Regions from separate parts of the Homo sapiens genome. Here region 2 is linked to region 1. Evidence: chromatin contacts called from ENCODE Hi-C or POLR2A ChIA-PET data. All regions are on one chromosome and are shown on one strand. The core of a region is the stretch at or near the end of the contact, and the rest is flanking DNA. Distances in the headings are between cores, read along the strand shown.

What was found. A loop is a pair of places that touch in the nucleus more often than their neighbours do. ChIA-PET counts read pairs that join two places held with the same protein, here RNA polymerase II (POLR2A). Pooled maps may share reads with other maps.
Region 2: a map of PC-3 shows a loop between it and region 1 (4-fold over the local background). The contact joins two enhancer-like sites. A Hi-C loop is called at or near these places in 5 of 168 maps with a recorded cell type or tissue (HepG2, PC-3, PC-9 and 2 more) and 4 of 50 pooled maps. POLR2A ChIA-PET finds 5 or more read pairs at or near these places in 7 of 52 experiments (AG04450, BJ, H1 and 4 more).

Annotation. Positions count from the first base shown.
Region 1 is chr1:85,655,671-85,658,370 of GRCh38, forward strand. It overlaps ZNHIT6 (zinc finger HIT-type containing 6), which reads right to left. Exons shown (of 10, transcript NM_017953.4): 9 at 2,177-2,301. Among named protein-coding and RNA genes, the nearest start is that of ZNHIT6, 51 kb to the right of the region's middle. Within about 2 kb of position 1,412, at least 2 of the 41 ENCODE cell types and tissues checked have a DNase peak (open chromatin) inside an H3K27ac peak, as active enhancers do; they include PC-3 and Panc1, where a contact is called at or near this core.
Region 2 is chr1:85,605,814-85,608,513 of GRCh38, forward strand. No RefSeq gene overlaps it. Among named protein-coding and RNA genes, the nearest start is that of CCN1, 26 kb to the left of the region's middle. RefSeq lists enhancers at 702-1,566, 1,160-2,359, 1,567-2,432. Within about 2 kb of position 1,423, at least 10 of the 41 ENCODE cell types and tissues checked have a DNase peak (open chromatin) inside an H3K27ac peak, as active enhancers do; they include PC-3 and Panc1, where a contact is called at or near this core.

The DNA.
Region 1 (2,700 bases), core at 162-2,661:
GTCTAATAACAGCCTGTGAAGCAAGTTACACCATTCTGAGCACTTCCCACTGGACTGATATAAGGTAGGTAATCAGCACTTAGCATCTCCAATCTAGTGGAGTATCTAAATAGCTCTATCTTTTCCAGTTAACCTTTTCCATTACTGAAAAGCAACAAACAAACAAAATCTTGGCTACTGCTGATTAATATAGGCAGACTCAAATAATTATGGCAATCTACAATCATAACAAATATTAGAACAACCATCAGGTGTGGGAACTACTGAATCCCAGACCAGAAACACATGTACCCCCAAATTAGGAAAGAGACAACTTGTACTATAAACTCAGGATCAAAATCCAACTTTTTTACCTCCAGAGAGGGAAGGAATTTCAAGGCTTTCCAAAGAAAATGCCCTCTTCTTACATAATCCCCTTCCCTCATCAAGGTATCACCCTGCAAAATATCTGATGCTGTGAGAATGTATAAAGAAACAGACACCTTGAAGTACTTACAGAAAGAAATGCATGTACAGGAAGACCTGGGCATTACTTTTAAGGTGTGTGTACTTACGATGTGACAAAACTGGTATGGTTTTAAAATCCTGTCAGATACTTTTAGTTCTTTGCTAACACAGTTCTAAATAATCCTCTGTACTAAAAGCATGAGTCATTTGTGTTCCTGTAAATAAGTCAAACATCATATATCCACCAGAAAAATAGCAAATTTTACTCAATAAGGCTCCCAGTACGCTAGTAAAGTAGTCTTTTCTTATTGCTTCATTACAGGAAGCCTTACTTGAATGTACATTCCTAAACAAGGTGAAAGGAGAGCTGTGTGTGCTGTTTATTTATACAGAAGATGTTTGCCCTAGCTACTAACCTACATTACTAAACAACTTTTCCCAAAACCAACATTTGAGAGAGCACTGTGAATTTATTAAGAAAAAAGCAACATAATACAAAGCTTAAACAAAGTGAAACTGGCCATTTAAAACTAAAATTCCTAATTTATTCTGAGAAAAAAATTCTCAAATTGTGAAAAATATTAATGTCAAGAATAAAAATAAGATTTAGAGGCCCATAATTTATTATTAGAAACATCATGTTTGCTAACTAAAATCTGGTTTCAAGTTGTAGCACTGATACAATTTTGGCCACTTTGGAAAACAATTTTTTTCTATTAATTTTTGCAAAGAAAAAACACTACGCACAACAGAGAATACCTTACAATATAGGTTACTGCATCTTACAGCCTGTAATGCTGGTATAACAATAAAACTTAAACTACCCATTTCAAATACTACTTAAAAAATAGTATCAATCCAAGACAAAGATTCTATGCTCCTCTGGAGTTTGTTACAACAAAACCTGGCCTGTATCTGTAATTCTTTTCGTTGAAAGTGCTATGTAATAGTTTTGGATTAAGGTGGGTAATCTTCCTCACTTCTTAAAGGTAGTGACTAAATTTTACTCATCCTCTAAAATCTTGCATTCAGAAGCACAGTTAGTTTACTTTAATCAGTAGTTACAAATATAGATGAGTCATTTTATGTACTAAACTTTTATGTACATTTTTTCCAGTTCTAGTACTTCCCTATATCACAAAATCAGAGAAACAAAATCAGAGAAAATAAAACCAGTGGGTTTAGAAAAGGAGATAAAGGGTAAAGGCAATGGCATTAACTTATTCTAAATGCTGCCAAATTTTTAAATATAATGTTCCTTGCAACATTTTCTCCTTCTATAAGGTAGGATACTAGGCTTTTTTTTTTTTTTTTTAACCATTCAACATTTTCATTGTCAACTAAAAATGTTTTGTAATCCCTCATTTTAGAAATGTCTAAAGTCTTAACTATGGAGTAAATGTACGTGATCATGGACAGTTACTTAAAGACTATTAGCTTAAAAAAAGACAAAAAAATACATAGAACCCCATGCTAAAAAAAAGTCCTTTTATAGCCATTCAATTTGATTTATTCACTTAAAATTGGTTTTATAAGATTATACGCTCTTAGAAACAGAAGAGTAGCAGCATTGCATTTACCTGGTTCTTCACATTAACTAGCTATACAGTAGATCCTGTAAGTGTGTAAATATAGTGGGAAAACACATATAAAGAAATAAGGGTGGACATATTTTGCTTTGGTTTCTCTAAAGCTATTCTAAGCATTACAGAAACAAATTTACACTTACCTTGGTGAAGAACTTTCATGTCATTATTGGATCCTTTCAATACCACATGTAATGTTGGATACTCAATGATCACTTTGTTCCTCAAATTGTCTAGGAGACTTTTATAAGGATCTAGTTCATAATATCTTATTAATAAAAAAAAACAAAAAACCAGGAAACACTCTTAATATTCAAAATTACTAATAGATAAATATATGAGAGTATTTTACATTAAAAATTTTTTAAAGGTGATGACAATTCAGTAGTTACTTCCTTATAGCATAGTAAGTTTAATACCTTCTAAGAAAGGCAGGTACAAGAGCTATTATTATAGAGGTTCTAAAACTAAATAAAAAAAAATCAAATATTCTGACATTAGGAAAGCTCTAAAACAAGTTACTAATTTTCTTTTTCTTTTTTTGATATGGAGTCTCGCTTTGTTGCCCAGGCTGGAGTGCAGTGGCACAATCTCGGCTCACTGCAACCTCCATCTCCCAGGCTCAAGCGATTCTCCTGCCTCAGCCTCCCAAGTAGCTGGGACTATA
Region 2 (2,700 bases), core at 173-2,672, 50 kb before region 1:
GCAGGGCTGCAGGGATTGGGCTGGTGGGCAAGAATAGAGGTAAAGACGGGATGGAGGAAGAGGACCTCCCTGTCCAGCCTGAAAGTGGACTTCCAACTCTTTATGTCACTCAACTCCCATTTGCCTGATGGAATGTGTGCCGTGTGCACCTGCATTTACCCACATTCCCTCCTTCCTCTCTTGGAGGGTGAAAGTGGAGGCAAGGACGAGTCCCAGATTGGCCAATGCAGAAACAACATTTGTGTGGATGACACAGGAGAGCAGGGGAGGTGAGCAGGAGTGACAAAACCTCAGTTAAACCCGTCATCAACCCAATATCTTCACTATCCACATGAAGTGACACGGGAGGTTATACGACACGGCCAAGCCCACCAACTTCCTTAGCACCAGAGATGGCATGGCACTAGATGGCACTAGAACCCACACCTGCCACCCCCAGGCAGGGCTTTTTCCTTGGCACTGGTGCAGTCACCAATCTCAGTAGCTTTCACGAGCCTACAATTGAAAGCACTTTTCTCTATGGCTTTACATCTTGGCCTTTAGGGCAGTAACCCACAGCCTAGTTAGTTCTACTTCTTCTGCCACCCTTCCCTTGTTTCTGTTGGAAAGTGGTGCAGCTATTGGAGGATGTGCTTGACTGAATGTGCTCCCTCAGCTTTTCAGTCCATAGGATGGGCCCCAGCTATACCCTTTCACTCCTTCCCTGCTCAAAGATCATGGAAGAATTCCTGAGGTAACATTTTCATCTTGGGTGAGACTCATTCTTTACAATTCACCCCTGTGGTGAGCTCAGCCTAGTGCAGCCTCTCGTTTGCTCTGTTCACACACACACACACACACACACACAGTCATGCATGTATGCACATACGCACGCACACATGAGAAACACAAGAAAGCACCTTTAAAAAAAATTAGCGGATGATACTTTCCCTTTGTGGATGGTTGCACCTCATACCAATCATGGGTTTAAGCTTGGTGAGGAAAGAGATGGACGGAGATAGAAGCTGGGGAGAAAGATTTGTAATTATTTAAACTTATTGAATAGCTATGTGCCTGCTCCGCTCTGAAAATAGCGCCTGGGTTAAAAGTCTCTGTACCTCAGAAGGTCACCATCTGTAGGAGAGGTAGATCAAAACATATCATTTTAATCAGGAAGAGTTTGAGGTGTGGGAGGTTACAAGGCCCAGGCCTGAGATGGAACTAGCACCCACATCTGACACCCCCGGCACAGGGCTCACTCCTCAACCTTGGAGCTGTTGCCAACCTCAGTAGGTATGAAGAATGTATTGGGCACACATGTTGAAAGCAATGTTTTTCTAGGGCGTTTAGGAGTGAGAGAAGCAAGCGCAATTCCCTGTGGTGTCCCAACCACAAAGCCTCTTCTACCTGTAGCAGACAGAGGAGGTGACACATGAGCTGAGTCTGGGATGACAAGCTCACAAGCATTTGGGGTCAAGCATTCCAGGGAGAGGAGTCAGCCTGGGCAAAACCAAGGCAGCGCTCTCGGTAGGCCTGGGCCTCTGGCTAGTGGTTTCCTTCAACCCACACACTGCGCATGGAACCACAGAAGGCAGCACAGCAGAGCATCTGCCCTCACGTTCTTCCTGGTGGGGGGCCTCCCAAGGACATTCTGCCTCAGGTTCTTATTGTCTGAGGTCACTGAGCCTCCTGAAAGTATTTCAGGAATGTGGAGGCCTGACTCACTCTCTTCCTTGAGTTCACAGTCTGAAGTTCATAAAACCTCTTCCCCCTTTAGTCATTCTTATTCAAATACCGGCCCACAAGTTTCACAGATGGAGCTGGCAGGAGGAATCTTGGGAAGCATTTTTTTGCTCAGGATGTGAAAGTATATGAAGAGTTTGGGAGATCCAGGAGCAATCATTCACTAAGAGCCAGACCCCTGTGGCAGGCGCTGGCTAAACGCAGAGACTGGCTGGCTCGCTCACAGAGTGGAGATCACTGGCAGAAGAGAAATGCCATGAAAGCATCCACTCTGTGCCTCAGTTTCCTCAACTGTAAACAGAGACAATAACCACACCTTCTTCAGAGAACTGGATGGGGAGTGAGTTAATCCACATAAAGTAGTTAGAATACAGCCTGACACATAATAAGTGCTCAATAAATACTAGTTTATTGTTCATACTATTGCTTATTGTTGGCAGAGTGAGTTGTCTACACACTAAGTGGTGTGGGGAAGAGGAGGCATTCCTGGAATAGGACTGCGTGGGATAAACCTGAAAGGAAAATGTCCAATGCCGTGGGTGAGTGTCCAGATGGGGAGGCCTTTAGACATCACACACACACAGCAGGAGGGGCAGCTTGGGAGAGAAGAAACCCGAGTGGCACATCTAGCCTGATGCCAAAGTATCAATTCATGCACTTCTTCCGGTTGGAAACAGTTATAAAAATGTCCAGGGAATTAACAAAGGGGATGCAGGAGAGATATTTGGAGTACGGGATGGGCATACACATAGCCAAGCATGGGGTTTCAAATTGGTGTTATTCACCTTATTTCTCCTGCTGCCGTGCAGGCAATGAAATTCTCAGTGAGGCAGGCCACAGACAGATCAGATGCTCTGTTTTCCTCCTTTCTGACTGTAGCTCAGTTTAGAGGATTGAAAATGCTAGGAGACATCTAGCCTACCCTCTCCCTGCTCACACCGCACCTTGCCTCAGAGCTGGTTTTGACATCTGTCCTAG